Regions from separate parts of the Mus musculus genome. Here region 2 is linked to region 1. The links are chromatin loops, found by intact Hi-C in ENCODE. Cell type or tissue: gastrocnemius. All regions are shown on one strand.

The links. A loop is a pair of places that touch in the nucleus more often than their neighbours do. Peaks named below come from ENCODE experiments on the same cell type or tissue, not always from the same donor. Only the 100,000 strongest peaks of a DNase experiment are listed, where the experiment ranks them.
Region 2: a loop joins it to region 1, with 2.7 times the contacts of the local background. A loop is called at or near these places in 1 of 42 quality-filtered maps.

What each region holds. Positions count from the first base shown.
Region 1 is chr12:99,369,779-99,377,778 of GRCm38, reverse strand. All of the region lies in intron 2 of Foxn3 (forkhead box N3), which reads left to right. Among named protein-coding and RNA genes, the nearest start is that of Gm51999, 18 kb to the left of the region's middle. In gastrocnemius, a CTCF peak has its summit at 3,646; DNase peaks (open chromatin) are centred at 2,202, 3,262, 3,532 and 3,964; H3K4me3 peaks cover 922 bases; H3K27ac peaks cover 7,491 bases.
Region 2 is chr12:99,303,412-99,311,411 of GRCm38, reverse strand. All of the region lies in intron 3 of Foxn3 (forkhead box N3), which reads left to right. Gm46371 (a long non-coding RNA gene) reads left to right here. Exons shown (of 2, transcript XR_001780668.2): 2 at 1,398-2,320. Among named protein-coding and RNA genes, the nearest start is that of Gm46371, 23 kb to the left of the region's middle. In gastrocnemius, no CTCF peak of the experiment used is centred here; DNase peaks (open chromatin) are centred at 4,424, 4,725 and 7,560; H3K4me3 peaks cover 3,314 bases; H3K27ac peaks cover 7,773 bases.

The DNA.
Region 1 (8,000 bases):
AGGAACAGAGCCTTTGATTTTGAGCTAGGTCTCCCGCCTGGGCTTGTTTGAGTACCTGTGCCTTGAACTCAGCAGGAGGCAGTAAATACTGGCAGAGCTGGCTGCTCCCACATCTTTCCCCTTACAGCTCCTAGGGTGTTCCAGGTCTCCTCTGGACCCTAGGGGCTCTAGTCCAGGGTTCCCCTCCACTTACAGGATCTCTTTGAAGTGTCTCTTGGAAGGCTGTGCCTGTCCTCTGGGACAAGACCTATAAGTGATTCAACTAATGTCATTAGCTTGAAGACACTCAGGAAGCAGAACCTTTGTATATGCTGTCTTAGAAAGAAAGGTCAAATCATGTGAACACTGACTCCAAGCTGCCTGGCACAGAGCCAGGACGTAACCCCCCCCCCCCCACCCCCCTGGCTCCCCCAACACTGCTGGTGTAAGTCCCGGGATGCTGGTGTAAGTCCCGGGATGCTGGGTGAGTCAGCTGTGGATGATGTCATGTAAGGCGATAGATAGTGTTTGTGCTGAGCTCGGAAGACCTCAAGGAACACGGAGTTTGCAAAGTAAAAATTAACTCTTATTTGCAGAAAAAAGTAGCCTCCCTTCATTTAACAACGAACAGTTCACAAAGGCCGTACCTGTCAGACACTGGGTGATCTAGACTGTCCTAAGGATGGGGGGTGGAAGATGAGCTAAACAGCACTTCATTACGTGGGCCGGGCAGGTAGTGATGGGTGCGGTGAAGAAAGTTAGAGGGAGGAGATGCAGTAGAAGGGAACAGGAGGGCGGTGAGTTCAAGAGGCTCTTCAGAGGAACTGGCTGGGCGCGCCTTGGACAGCAAGACAAAGCCCTGCGAAGGCTCTGAGGTGGTAATGGTTGCGAATGTCCAAAGAGCAGCAAGAAGGCTTCAGGAAATCTATAGAAGCAGAATTGGACATTTAAAGGGACAGGAGCAGAGTATTGGCCTTTGAGTGGTGACGGTTACTCTGGCGTGCTTCAAGATCGCAGTCTGTGGGTGCAGGTACGTGGGCACATTTGGGTGGAGAGGTAGGGTAGGAATTTGTTAGTGTTCAGTTTGAGATAGGGTTTTTTTGTTAGAAACAGGGTCTCACTATGTAACCCTAGCTAGTCTCCGATTCACAGAAATCCACCTGCCTCAGCATCCCGAGTGCTGAGATTAAAGGTTTGTATTACCATGCCGAGCCTCAATGTTTTTGTCTGTCTGTCTTCTGTCTGTCTGCCTGTCTCTTTTTTGAGCTACCGTTAAACTATCTAAGTAGAGCCTTCAAGTTGAATGTTTGCTGTATGAACATGAAGCTCGGTGAAAGTCAGGGTCCAGGTGTAAGTTAGGCAATGCAGAGGCAATGGAATAACTAAGAAGTGCACAGGGAACGGAACCAAGAGTTCCTGGATTACCTCTCAGTCAGAAAGAAGTCCGATCTCTGTTTTAGCTCTTTGCTTTCTGCAATAAGGATGCAAATCCTAAATGTGTTTGGAGTAGCTCTGCATCTCCTATGTGATGAGAGAAAGTGCACTCCAGGACACATCCGTTTAGCATCCTATTTAGCAAAGTCCCCTACCCCAAGACTTCGGTGAGTTCTCTGCCATCTGGTCCCTGGCCAGAGAAGGACTTTTTTTTTTTTTTTTTTTTTTTTTTTTGTATGTGCGTCTCCATAGCAACGAGTGTGCAGTTGATATGGAAAGTAAGCAGTTGCCTTAGCAACAGAGATACTGATGTGGTGGCTCCCTTGCTTTCCTGGTAAGCTGACCAAACTAGTTCAAATGCATTATGAAGGGCTACACACACAGGCTGGCCCTGCTGGTGTAAAACTAGCCTAGCTTTAAGAGAGATCGCAGCCCTTCCCCCTTCCAGAGGAAGGGCGCTCAGTGGTAATAAATCAGACAAAAATAGTTGCTGTCAGTTGAAATAGATTATAAGAGGGTTTTCCTAGAGGAGTGGTTTTGTTTGGTTTGACAAAATGCTATAGTCAGAGAATATTTGGTTACAAGGAAAAGAAAGCCACCTCGGTTGGCTTAAGTAAAAGAACATCTATCTTAGGGATGTAATAAGCAGTCCAATAGGCCAGAGCCCAGGAGCAACACAGCTCACCTCAGGTCCGCTGTGCCTGGAACTGGTCCTGTCCTTCTGAGACCACGTGGACACTGAGCACTGCTCTTCTCTGGGTATCTGGTCTGGCTTCATGGTTTCTTCCACATGGCTCTCAATGTCTGCCAACTCCCCACCCGTGTCTTGCTGTACTGGAATGTGTGTATCTGTGTCTGTGATGAGAGTGATCTAGACCCAGTGTCCAGTAAGCAGGCGCCCACCCTCATCCTTGTGTGGCATGCTTGTCATCGTCATTCCAGATGAGTCAGGTGTTCAGCCCTGGGCAGAACAGGGACATGGCTGAGAATTTAGGATCGCTGTTGGGAAGGCTGTCTCTCTGGGGCTCTATAGAGTGAGCCCTAACCTTAAAATACCCTCGTAATGAAATATTTCTGTTTCCCATCCTCAGAAACCATTTTATTACTGAAAATAAAAACATCAGAAGCCTTGACATGGTGACACACGTCTGGTTGTCATCCTTAAATTCTAGAGGCACCAGTTTGGGTTACACAGTAGGACCTCATTTCCAAAGCAAGCAAGCAAACAGTCCAACACTCACTTTTGAGGAGTTAGTGCTGGGCTGTTGGAGGTGATGGATATCAGCACACTGGGCAACTTTAGGAGTGTCGCAGGAACCCCTTCTGCTTCTTTACAATGTAGTGATGGTTAGATCTAACAGTCAGTCTGACAGGACTGAGGCTCACCTGGAAACAGAGTCTTAGTGGGAGACTCTCTGGATCAGGTTTTCCCATGGGCATGTGTAGGAACTCTATTGATTATGCTTACCCACTATGGGTGGCACCATTCCCTAGGCTTAGAATTCCTTGGCTAGATAAAAGGGAGAGAGCTAGCTGAGCACTAAGCATTCTCTCAGTGCTCTTGACTGGATGTGACAAGATGCTTCAAGCTCCTGCCACTTGACTTCCCTGGGATGGTGAACTGTGACCTGGAATTGTGAAGTGACACCTATCGTTCTCCTAATTGCTTTTGTCAGTGGAGGGTATCAGAGCATACGGAAAGGAGTCTGTGTTGCATGCCTGCGAAGTTTTCACCTTTCTCTCACTCCCGTAGACCTGCAGTGGCTGCCCCACAACAACCCCAGCGTTCTTTGGTGTCTCCTCCTTCCTGCCAGCTGTCCTCAAATGGCCTATGGTCACGGGGTTGAGCGAACTCAAGGCCCCTGATGTAGGCAGGAATGAATGCCAGCTGTCTAACACACATTGTCCTGGTTTTCCAGATCGAGGGATTGAGCAATCCACCACCGTGTACCAGCCATGTCACCGTACTGTCTTTCAAAATGGGGAGAAATGTGATAGATTATTCCATCCCAGGGACTAGTGATACAAAAACTTCACAGAACTCCGGTAGTCAAGACTGGGTGAGAATTAAAACAGACCAGGAAGGCACTGGGTGATTGCCAAGGGGTTGGCCAGTGGCCAGAGTTACATGGGTTGAAGCTTTGGCGGCGCAAATGGCCCATCCTGGATAGCAGTGCCACTGGAGGGGCCTGAGGAGAAGAAAGGATTGCATTAGCAGCTGTCAGAAGGAGGGCGCTGCAGGCCACCAGCGATGGCTGTGACGCAGAGGTGGAAATGACACTGAGTGTGAAAATTGGGATCAGAACTTTCCACAGGGGTCTGCTGGGGCTCTGTGGAATGGTGAGAACCATTTGTATTCAGGGTCTTACGGCTTCACAACAACTGTAAATTAGATAGCACAGGCTTTTTACACGGTGGAATTAGAGGCTCAGAGAGCATCGGAGACTTGCTGAGAGTCTGGGCTACCTTCTGAGACTTTCTTCAGTATGGAGGCAGATGGTTCCTGTGGCTGGGAGAGACAAGGGGGTTTGGGAAAGGGGCCAAGGTATACCGCACCTTCTTGCATGCTGTGCTGAGGGGCTAGGACTCTGTCCTGAAAGCAGTTGGGCTGGGGACCTGGCTCAAAGCTTGTAGTGTCCTGAAGGCGGTAGGGAGCCAGTAGTTGTTCCTGAGTGCAGTCTCCATGTGCCTTAGCTTCCTGTGTCTACTATAGGAAGAATTTTTGTTGCCTAGAAATTCATGGAGAGAAAGACCATAGCTGATACTCAGTGCTATCCATAGGGTTCACTGACCTGGGCCAGATTCCATTCCTCCCCTCCCCTCCCCTCCCCTCCCCTCCCCTCCCCTCTCCCCTCCCCCACCTCCCTTCCTATCTGGACCCGCCCCCTTTTATCTCTCAGTAGAAAACACATAGACCTCCAAGGGATAATAATAAAATATAATGTAATAAGATAAAACAAGAACAAACACATTGGAATTGGACAAAGCAAGTGAACAGAAGGAAGAGGGCCCAAGAGAAGGCACAAGAAACACAGACCCACTCATTCACACATTGAGGAGTCTCACAAGAACACCAATCTGGAAACCATAATATATAGAGCAGGCTTTTCACACAGAGGAATTAGAGCCTCACCTCCTCTTCTACAGGGTTCCCTGAGCTTGGGAGGGGATTTGATGGAGATATCATGTTTTGGGCTGAGCGTATGGACCAGATTTCTATTTAAACAAGGAAAGGTCTTCAGATGCTGGGTTCTTATTTTAAATGCTTTCTTCTTATATTTACTTAATGGTTCTTGTTTTGATTGATGGTGGATTTGTCCTGTTGGTTTGAATCCTGCTGACCATTCTGTTATTTCATGACTTATGGAGCAATGGAATGAACCCCCTCTCAGCTCCATCCTCAGGGTTTGGTGGTTGGAGGTTCAGGGGTATAGGACTACAGGGGTAGTGACCCTCTTGTTCTTTGGGATTCAACCACAGATACTGAGGTCTTAATTGATGCAGGGTTTGTGCTGAGGGCATTGGAGGACACAAAGTATGTAAGCTGGGTTCTGGTGGGATGCTTTGGGTGGCTCTGGACACTCCTGTCTTCAGCCCCACACCTGGTGACTCAGTGAGCTCCTTTGCTTCTGCCCCTGAGTGACTCTCCATCTCCTCCTTCCTAGCACACTATCCTTCATCTCTTGCTTTTGAGTTACCTACCTACTCTTTCCTGTCTCCCCTGGTACTCATCACAGAGCCACCAGGCCAGGTCAGCACACAGCCCTTTTTGCTCTCTATTGCCTGGAGTGATGTGTCCTGCAGTATGTCTCAGATCGCCGGCTCTTAGAATAACAGATTTCATGAACTTAATAAGAACCTCTGAGCTGTTGTATGGGAGTTGGGCATATTCTCTCTCTCTCTCTCTCCCTCTCCCTCTCTCTCTCTCTCTCTCTCTCTCTCTCTCTCTCTCTCTCTCTCTCTGTGTGTGTGTGTGTGTGTGTGTGTGTGTAGAAGCCAGAGGTTGTCATCACTGTCCTTTTTAATCGCTGTCCTTGTGTTTTGAGACAAGGCCTTTGACTGAACCTAGAGCTTGCTGATTCGTCCTGACCCGAGAGCACCAGGGATCCCCTTGACTCTGCCTCCCCAGTGAAGGAGAGTCACCACATCTTGTTTTAACACTTGGGTCCTCATGCTTGTGTATGAAGCAGCTGCCCAGCCCAGGATATCTGCTTTTAAAGCTTCTCACATGGTTATGCAGAACTGTGTAGAGCAAGGGGAACTTCAGGGTTCTGAGTCCTGTCTTTCTATTTTAATTAGGTAAGATTTTAACGATGCCCAGTGAGCTGTACTGTACAGTGTAACTCAAGTAATGGATTACTGTAACCTATAGCGTTTCATTCTCAATTATGTGAGATAACTTTTATCAAATCTGATACATCCCTTTCTATTGCAAGAGGACTAAAAGGCACACGTAGCCACAAAACCACGTAGTTATAACGCCAGACTCCCATTCCTGTCTATCATACACGACTTTAGTGTTATAATACACCTGGCTGTCCAGCAGGTCACCCACTCAGGGCTTAGTCACGTGATCTCACTGTTGCTTCTTCCAGGGCCCCTCCCTTCTTTAAGGACTCTGTTTAACTAGGAAGGGCATGGCCTTGTGCTTGTTTTCCTTTGTATGTCTTTTCACGGAATTGTTTTTATAAGTGATTTATCACTTCTGCTCTGACCTCTGAGACACTCAGGCCTGGGTGCTTCTTTGTTTCATTAATTACACAGAATGTCCTGAAACATTAGTCTTTGCCTGTGAGTTGGCACTTAACTACTGGTGAGATGCACACAGGTCCTTCCTGTGACATGGGACCTGTTTGTTCCTTCTGGTATTAGGTAGAAAGTTCTAACCTTCCTTAGAAGGAATGGCAACTGTGACCCATGGAGGTGTGGGGTGTTGTTGTTGTTGTTTGTTTGTTTTTAAATTTTACCTAAGTATCTGTTTTGAAGTCTACGTTCATTAGTTTTGGTTTCTGGCTTATTTTTGAGGATTTCCTTCATCCGTAGAGATAAATTTGATAAGGTTCCTACCCAGAAACAGGATTTATAAGTAAGAAAGTACTGGCCTCATTCCTGAGTGGTGCCCTAAACTTCTTAGAACTCATTCATTTAGCCAGTGTGGACTTAAGGCATTAGCATAGGCTGTGTCAGGCATGGGGAAGGAAGATGAAGAGCATAGACCCTGTCTTGGGGAAAGTCCAGCCTAGTAGGAGCAGTGAACTCCCAATGTAGTGGTTGTGTAAGATTGCATATACTTTTCTCCTTGGGTCCTTCTGTGAGAGGGTGCAGGAGTGACTGTGGCTTCTTGGTTTTTATGCAGACTGATGATGGTAAGAGAGTAGGTGACTCACAGTGCACTGGCCCAGGTGTCAGGAGAGCTGGGTTCTAGAGCTGTGTTCTTGGGCAAGTTCTGTACCTCTGCCCCCACAGACAGCTCCATGCTTCTCACGCTTCCTTAGTGTTAACTTAGTAACAGTGAGGAGAGTGGGTCCATACCCAGGCTTCCAGACTACCTGCCACGGAGACCTCTCATCCTCCCTGTGTGCGCCTAGACAGACACAGGGGGTGAGTCCTGGACTTCTGTCAATGTCAGACCGTTGTCACACAGACTCTTGGGAATCAGCGTTTGGAGCCAAGTCCTTTCTTTGCAGTGTTAACTCTGCTGAAGACCCCCTCCCTACAGCAGCAAAGTGGCAGGGCTGCGTGTGTCCTTCTAAGGCCTTTCCCGCAAACGCATCCTGGAGGCTACACAACTGAGGAGTCGATAGCTTTGATTCGTCAAGATCCTGTGTGTCCTGGGGGCCTCTCCCATTGCCTGTGTAATTCAGTCAGCAAGTGGGAGCCAGGTTTTCTGAACATGAAGTCTTAGGGGACCCCTGGCTTAGATAAGGACAGTGACATCAAGTGTCTTCCTCTTAACCTACCGGAGTTCTAAGTCCAGCTGTCACCATGCAGGCCCATAGAACACACACATCTGGCCAGATGTAGTCTGGTACATGGACCAAGGGTTTTGGTTTTTGTCCTTTCTGCCCCCTCTGCTTTCTCTCTCTCTCTCCATTTCCTAATGATGTCTCCTTTATCACAGGTCTAAGAAAACACTAGGTGAAGCTGGGCCTCTGTATGTTCCTGGTCTGCATAGGTCTGACCCCTGAACTGTCTTTTTTCCTTGTGGTTGTTGGTAGCTGTCACTCTGTCCTCTCTGGCTCTGGGGACAAACTTGTGGCCTCTGCAGCTGTGATTGCTTGCCAAAAGGCTCTTTATTGTGTTAGCTGCCCTGGATTGTGAAGGAATCCTGCTCAATCTTCTCCTTGCTGTGAGAAGTGTTTGGCTGATGTGCCTTGTGCTAGTTCTTAGCCCTGTATGAGGGGTAGAGGTTTGTTGGGACAGCTCCACAAATTCCCCAGCCCCAGCAGATCATGGGCATGCTTGCCTTCAGCCCTGGACGGCCAAGCTGGATTGCAAATCACCCATTCAGACAGGAGCTTAGTCACATGATCTCACTGTTGGATCTCCCAGGGTGCCTTGGATTTATTTTCCCGAGTGGGACTTAA
Region 2 (8,000 bases), 66 kb after region 1:
ACAGCATGGCGGCCTAGATGCTGGTGTGTCTCCATTATGTGGATGAAATAGAAAAACTGTCTTCTCTGCATCAGGGGAACAAGTGGAGCTGAGACAGCTTTTGGTGAATTCTAAAGCCTGGGTTCATCCTTATAAGCCCTGGAATAGAATCTACATTCATTCCTGAAGCTGAGCTGGTGGGCCACTTTTTTTTCCTGTAATCTTTGCAGGGATTGAGAGCCCTCCTTGTGTTTCCTAGTCACCATTATTCTTTCAGTCATGTGGTAGACTTTCCCACAAGGGTCTGCATCGTCTGGATATCCCCACACTGGAAACGCCGCACGTGTAATCTGACATTACAGACTTTGTAATGACACCGAGTTTTACACTGAGATGACACTGAGGCATCTTGCTCGTTCGAAACAGCCAGGAATCCAAACTCAGATGCCCATGTTTACAAAATTCAGTTTTATGGTTTGGACCATGTTTCCAACCTAACTCCCGCTGTTGCTGGGAAAACTGCATAGAAAGCCATCTCCACCGCTCCTGGCTCATCTGTGGCTCCGCCCTTCCCTGCCCCGAACCAGTAAACGAAGCTTTTGAGTTCCTTTACATTAGTTAAAGCATAGATTGTGCCATGAGATGCACGCGTACGCACGAGCATGAACACACACACACACACACACACACACACACACACACACGTATATTATCAGCATCTCCTGTGTGATGGGAGAGGCTGGGGCTTAGATTTGGGGCCTCCCTGTTTCTGTCCTCTATAGGGCTGTGACGAGGTCCAGGACAGATGGAGCATGCTAGAGCACTTCCAGAAGCACAGATTTGGGGTCCTAGAATATTGATCCACAGGAGCTACAGTAATCCCAAGCCTCTCACACGGGAGAGACCTAGTGAAGTAGAATGGCCTATAAAGGGGTGACCCTGGTGGGGGACCCTCAAACCTGACTTTGTAGTTTGGGGTCTTCTGTAAAAGAAACTTTTAAACTATCCTACATAAGGGAATAATAAGCAGGGCTGGAATATTCATCTGGGACATTGCACACATGTGCTCAGTGTGTCTGCTCGGACAAGTGTGTCTGCTCACACCAGTGTGTCTGCTCACACCAGTGTGTCTGCTCAGAACAATGTGTATGCTCAGACCAGTGTGTATGCTCACAGCTAGGGAACAGGTGTCCAGGCTTCTGGGACCCATCTCAGGGCGTGCTTGTTTGTGCCTGCCCTCTGCCGTGACACCGTTGTTTTCTCTACAAGCTGAGCCCCTCTGCTTGCACCCTAGCTTCCCCTTCAGATCCCAGCTGCCTTTTGGCCTCCAGTGCTTTCTGCATGCACTTCCTCCTCAGAGTTGTAGGAGATAACTGACCTTCAGGTTTCTGGGTGTCTCTTTTTTTTTTTTTTTCCAGGCCAAGCTAGGTAGGTCACTGGTTATTTGAAACGGGTGCCTTTTGTGATCTGCTCATCGGTTCTCCCAGTTGCTGGGCAGCTTGACCATCAGTGTAGGCATGTGTGGTAAGAGGTGTGCCACCGGCCTCAGGAGAGCAGTGTGCTCGCTCACCAGGTGTCCTCAGCCCTCCTAGCAGCCCTTCCCACTGCAGACTGGAAATACTGCCATTCTTTCAGCCAGCATGGTGGGCCTGCTGAAAACAGAGCAAGGAGGTATCCTCAGCTAAGTCTAGAAGATTCACAACCATCTTAGGACGAGTAGTTCTGTCATTTATAAGCAGGAGAATAAATACAATTTCTCATTGTCCATTTGGATCTTCTAGAAGTGCTGTGGTCTTGAATACTGACAGGGTCTGGCAGTCTTTTCTCTCTTTCTCATGCCAGTGTGCTGCACCCAAGGGTTATGTGTATCGGCAAAAGGTGAGCTGGTTTTCTGCTGATCAGTGATTACTATAGGATTATTCCTAAGTGATCCTAGATGGCTTAAAAGATAGCACTCCTTAAAGGTTTGGTTGGCAGTGGGATTGGGATGGTTTGGGTAATCTCATTGTGAACATGCAGAATACATGCAGAATACATGCAAAATACATCCAAAACATGTATGTTGGGATTGAGGAGCTCGCTCAAGGGTGAGACGCTGCGTGCAGGTGTGAGAGCCATTCCCAGAACCCTCCTAAAAGCCAGATCCAGGTTTGTGGGTTTGTCATCCTGGCACAGGGAAAGCAGAAACAGGATGTTTGGGGCCTGACCAGCCCTGTTAGCCAGGTTGGAGAACTCCTTGAGGTACTGTCCCAAAAACTAGGGTGGGGACGAGCTTGAGAAAGGTCCACCTGTCTCACTTAAACACACACACACACACACACACACACACACACACACACACACCAGAATGAGGCAATGAGGCAAAAGTCAAGCAACTAGGGAGCTACAGGAAAAGCTGCAAGCAGTGTTAAGCGCGGCACCCAAAGGACAGAGCAACAAAATCAGCGAGCGAGCGTGAGCATGCCCACACCTTCTTCTGATCCGACTTCCTCAAGGGGCTCACGCTCTGTCTAGCCTTAGCTAGTGGGCAGACTTACTCACACACCCACCGTAATTGATTCCATACTCCCCTCAGCCCTGAAAACAGTCTGCATGCTTTGATTTGAACAACCAGAATTATTTCCACTTAAACACTGGTGTAGATTTACACAGATGATCTAAGGAGCCCCCAGATTGTTCCATTCATAACAGCAGGGAGGAGAGAGACAGTCGAAGCAAAAACAGTTTGAATTTGTATGTGCGGAGGTGGAGGGAGGGTTGGGTTAGCTGAAAGGAGATGGATTCCAAGTCATGATTATGAAATTTAATAGTAATGAAATTAGCATTCCATGGGGACTATTTTCTGGGAATTCTGGTAGTGCAGTCACTGAATAATGCATTCTCCGAGCAGCCCAGACTAGGGGCCTCACGGTGGCAAATGGGTTGTTTGCTTTGTTTCAGTTGTTATGTTTAAAGTTCATCTAAAATCAATTTCTGTCTCCAAGAACTAGCCTCTTTTTCCCCCCTCACTGTAGGCGTCTGTAGGCTTTTTCTATAAAGAGTAAAATAGTAAATATATAGTATAAAATTAGCACACACACACACATACATGCACACTCAAGTTTGTTGTGTCCACTAAAGTTTTATTTCTGGGTACTAAAAATTTAATCTTATGTAATCTGCAGATGCCATTAAATAGGGGTCTTTTAATCCACACTCCGGAACACTGTAAGCCATCTTTCCCATCTAAGCTGTATGGCTTAGCTTTAAACATGAATAGAGTTTAATTTAGAGAAAATGCTGTATATTTTACACAGGAGACAGAGCTGGATTGGTGTGTGTGTGTGTGTGTGTGTGTGTGTGTGTGTGTGTGTGTGTTTGTGTGTGCGCGCGCGTGTGTGCCCGCCCGCCCGCCCGCCCGCCCGCCCGTGCGCCTTCTCCTCAGCTCCCCTCATGGGGATGAAGCAGATTCTTTAGAGCAGAAGAAGAGGAAGGGAGACTCCTCAGGAAGCTGCTGAGCTCCGCCTCTGTAAGAATTCATGAAAATGATGGTGTGGTTCCTGATTGGGTATCTTTGGGTTCTACACCCTCACGCTTGAACATCCACAAAACCAAGGATATTTACTTGGGGGAAAAAATAGAATTTTTTAAAAGGATATATTTATTTATTTTATGTATATGAGTGCACTGTAGTTGTCTTCAGACACACCAGAAGAGAGCATAGGATTCCCTCACAGATGGTTGTGAGCCACCATGTGGTTGCTGGGAATTGAACTCAGGACCTCTGGAAGAGCAGTCAGTGCTCTTAACCACTGAGCCATCTCTCCAGCCCTTGAAATAGAATTTATCCTGAACATATTATACATGCCCTTTATCATTACTTCTTAAACAGTACAGTATTGTAACAGTTTATATAGCATCTGCATTGTGTTTGGTAACCCAGAGATTAGCTGGTGCATGTGTGCATATACTGTGCTATCTTGTGTAAAGAGTTCTAGGCACCTGTGGGAATTTTTGTGTCCTTGAGAGATCTGGGGTGACTGACATTTTACAAAGGCTTAGGTCTCCCAGGCCCCTTTTCTCACACTCTTCTTAAAACACACACACACACACACACACACACACACACACACACACACACATACGATTGCCGAGGGGGGGGGTTGAAATACAAATGTGTGATTTGTTTAGTATCATATTTGTGAGAGTCAGAAAAGTCATAGAAGCACCTAAGTTTCTGTGATCATGAACGGAAGGCAAATCTACATTATAGATCTATTTAATAAGAGTCATTCTTGGATTCTCCATCCCAATTTCTTAACAAACATCAAATTTAAATATTTATCTGTTTTGAAGTTAGTCTAGATCTAGAAGTGGCCCTTTCTGATGGGTGGGGGTGGGGAGGGGAGCTGGCTTGACTCTTGCCAGGCAGCTCATCCTGCCTGGTGTTGGCTGCCAGCAAGCTGTTGGCAATAAGTGCAAATCCTTTTGTCTTGTTAAGAAATTATTGTTAAAGATGCAGTAGTGTATAAAGTCCGCTCTGTCGTTCAAATGACTGTATCTCTGGTGATAACTCCCCACACTCAGACAATCTTGGTGTCCTGTTGAAGCTAATAGGTGCAAATTTTAGTAGGACTTTTAAGAACCCAGTACCCCATATTTACAAGTCTTTCTATGTAATCAATTTCTTTACCACCTGCCCTAACCCTCCCCCAAGCAGTCAGAAGTCTGGACTGGCAGGATGTGTCCCCGGGATCTTCATGGCATCTGCTCTTACAGTCAGGTTTCTCAGTCTGGGCTCAAACACGACAGTCTGACATGGCAGACCTGGTGCTGCGGCTCTGTCATTTGCATGGCTTTGTGTGTGTTGTCTTATCTTTTGTGTTTTGCTGTGAGCTACATGACTACTTGAGCATCATGCAGACACATGAAGGTATGTTCATAGCTGCCTGTTTTTTAAAGTCGAAGCAGCTCAGACTAAAAGGGGATCCGCTTTCAGGACCTGCTCAAGTTTCCCTGCGACAGCATCAGAGCTATTTTTAGAGGAGTGATCACCAGGAAGAGCCAGGACAGCTGCATTCAACAGCAGCCGCAGAGACAGAGGGTCGTTTGTGGGACTGCAGAGGTTGAGCCTGTTGATATGGGAGACAAAGGGGCATGCATATCTGTCCTTCAGTTAGGTAGGCCACCCCTGTTCAGAGCCCTTGAACCTTTGCAGCTGTGGGAGTGTTAATTTAGTGCTTGGTTGCCTTGGCTCTGAGTCCAGCCAGATGCAGAGATAGGGGCCGATGGCAGGACTGCCCTGCAGAGTGCCCAGTCTGAGAAGACAGCGACTTATTCTCACTCAGAAACAGCTACCAGACTTTCAGTGTTTGAATTCTCAGTTCTCTTTTGCTTCTGCAGACGACAAAAGTCAACAGATATCAGGAACTGGCTGATGCATGTGTGCGTGCATGCGTGCGTGTGCGTGTGTGTGTGTGTGTGTGTGCCTTGGATCCCTTACTATTCCTGCTTGACACTTTTAAGTGACGTCACCATTCTGAATAAAGAGCACTTAGCAAAAAAAAGAGGGTTTTGGTAACTGGTCTGTATACTTCATAGAGCTAGTTAGCATTCTTCCTTTTTATTATTTGTTTTTGTTTTTGGGACGGGTCTCACTCACTGTGTAGCCCTGGTGTCCTGTAGCTTACTATGTATGTAGACCAGGCACTATGTAGACTATAGACTCACAGAGATTGCCTGCCTCTGCCTCTTGAGTGCTGAAATTAAAGGCTTGTGCTACCATACCCTGCTCCCTCCCTCCCTCCCTCCCTTTCTTTCTGAGGCATTTGCTATACACCTGCTGTTGCCATCCACTTAAGAGTGTGTGTGATGCATATAAAGACAGACTCTATCTACTTTATACATGGAGCGTGGAGAAAAGGAGACAGCCTGGAGGGGCAGCATTGTGTAGAATGAACAGAGCTTGCATTAAGGATGGGGAAGGCAGCTGCTTTAAGTAGAGGGTAGCTGCCTAGAGTAGACACTAAGGTGAGAGCATTTACTTGTACTTGGGAGGCCACAAGCAGCCTGGTACCCAGAGAATGAAAGAGCACGAATGTGAGGGATGCCAGAGGAGGAAGCCAGAGCAGGTGTGGCGCTCAGCAACCTGGAAGTGGCACCGATCAGGGGGAGCCAGAGGCCGGTGCCTTTCATCACCTGCTAGATGGCCTGGACTATATAAAAGGTAAAAACATTGCTAAGTGCGTGCATGGATCTCCTGTGTAAGGTTCAGCAGCTCCATGCAGTTAAAGGATGTCCTACATATAAAGGAGCTTCCCTAGAAAAGCTAAGAGCAACAGCAACGGAGCAGTCCTCAAACTGAGGCCATGTGACTCCCGTGACGAAGGCAGAGGTGGAGAGAAGCATCGGAGAAGGAGGGCAGGAGAGAGGGAGAGGAGCCACACCCTTCAGGAACTCTCAGGTTAGAGTTCTGTTGAGAAGGGTGCATCCCACAGCCAGTTAGCAGCAGACGAGAAGTAGAACCTACACATCCCGTGTCAGGAAGCAGTCTCAGCGGAGGCCACAGGAGCCTGAGGTTTTCCTGAGTAGGTTGAAGGCTTTAATTATGTGGACTTTCTCTGATGCCATAGGAATTAGAAGCAGAAGGAACAGGGAATAGTTCTGTGGGAAGAATAACTTTAATGTTCCCTGCACCGTAGAGTAGCTGTGATTGACAACAATTAATTGTGTGCTTCAAAATAGTAGGGAAGATTTTGACTGTTCCCAACACAAAGAAATGATAGTGTGTGAGGTGATGGATATGCCAATTACCTGGCTATCATCTTTGCCTGCTGTATACACACATATGAAACTCACACGCACCACAGCTATTATGTATCAGTTGAAAGAAATAAAATCAAAACTGAAGAACAGAATATCCAGTGCAGCCACACCCTCCTTTTACACCTAGGAAAAATGTCTGGAGAAGTGTTCAGTGTAGAGCTTTGTAGCGCTTCAGCCCCTGAACACGCCAAGAGGTCTCTGCCCCTCTGCCCTGGGGAGGGGGTGGGGGTGGAGGGGTATTACATATTGAACTTAGGTCTCCCTCAGGTCTAGCCAGGTGCTCTTCCGCTGGGCTTTGTATCTAGTCCCCTTTTGACAGGGTTTCACTAATTTGCCTAGGCCTGCCTTGAAGAAACTTTGTAACACAGACGGACTTTGCGGTTACGATCCTCCTGCCTCTACCTCTGCAGGAGCTAGAATTACAAGCCCATGCCCCCAAGGCCCAGCTGACTTTACTTTTCCAAGGCTATGTTCATTGTGGATTTACTTCTGCCATGGAAGTGTAGCACTGTTCTCTGGCTTTTGCTTCCAGAAAGGGGGTGGGGGTGGGGTGATGTTTTTCTGGGTTCCCTGGGAAAGCTGCATGCTGTTAGGAGTGAGATAGATACACAGGGGGAGTCCATTGCCCTGGCATCAGCCCCTGTGATGTTGGAAGAGGACCAGTGTGACTTTTGGGGTGCAGGGTTCCTCAGGCTTACTGGTTGCTGACTCTGGAGGCGCCTGGGGAACAATCACAACCAAATGACTATAAGAACGGCTGTCAGGAGACACCTGGGGAGGAGGACAAGGGACTGTGTCACTCTAGTGCAGGGCAGCAGCTATGAATGTGCCGGGGGAGGCATCCAGACAAAGGCCAGTCAGTGCCAGTCGCAAGTGTGACTCTGGCAGACGTCAGTGACTACTTTTCAGGAATTTAAATAGATTTGTTCTGCTTTCGAGCCAGCTTGTAAATAAGTCCAGCATCAGCTTCTACCTGTTCTTGTTCCTCAGGAATCCACTTTGGGGAGCCTGGGCTCCCTTCCCTGATGACACACTTAGGCAGGGCTCCTGCTGTGTCACCAGCTTCCCAAATTACCATTTAATTTTCCTGTCATCTTTGGTGGGTATAACTATCAAAGAAACTGTCTCCAGGAGACTAAGGAGAATCTCTGTTTTCCAGACAAATAGGCCGTTTTCCTCACCTGACCAGCATCCTGAGGAACACCAAGAATAAGACT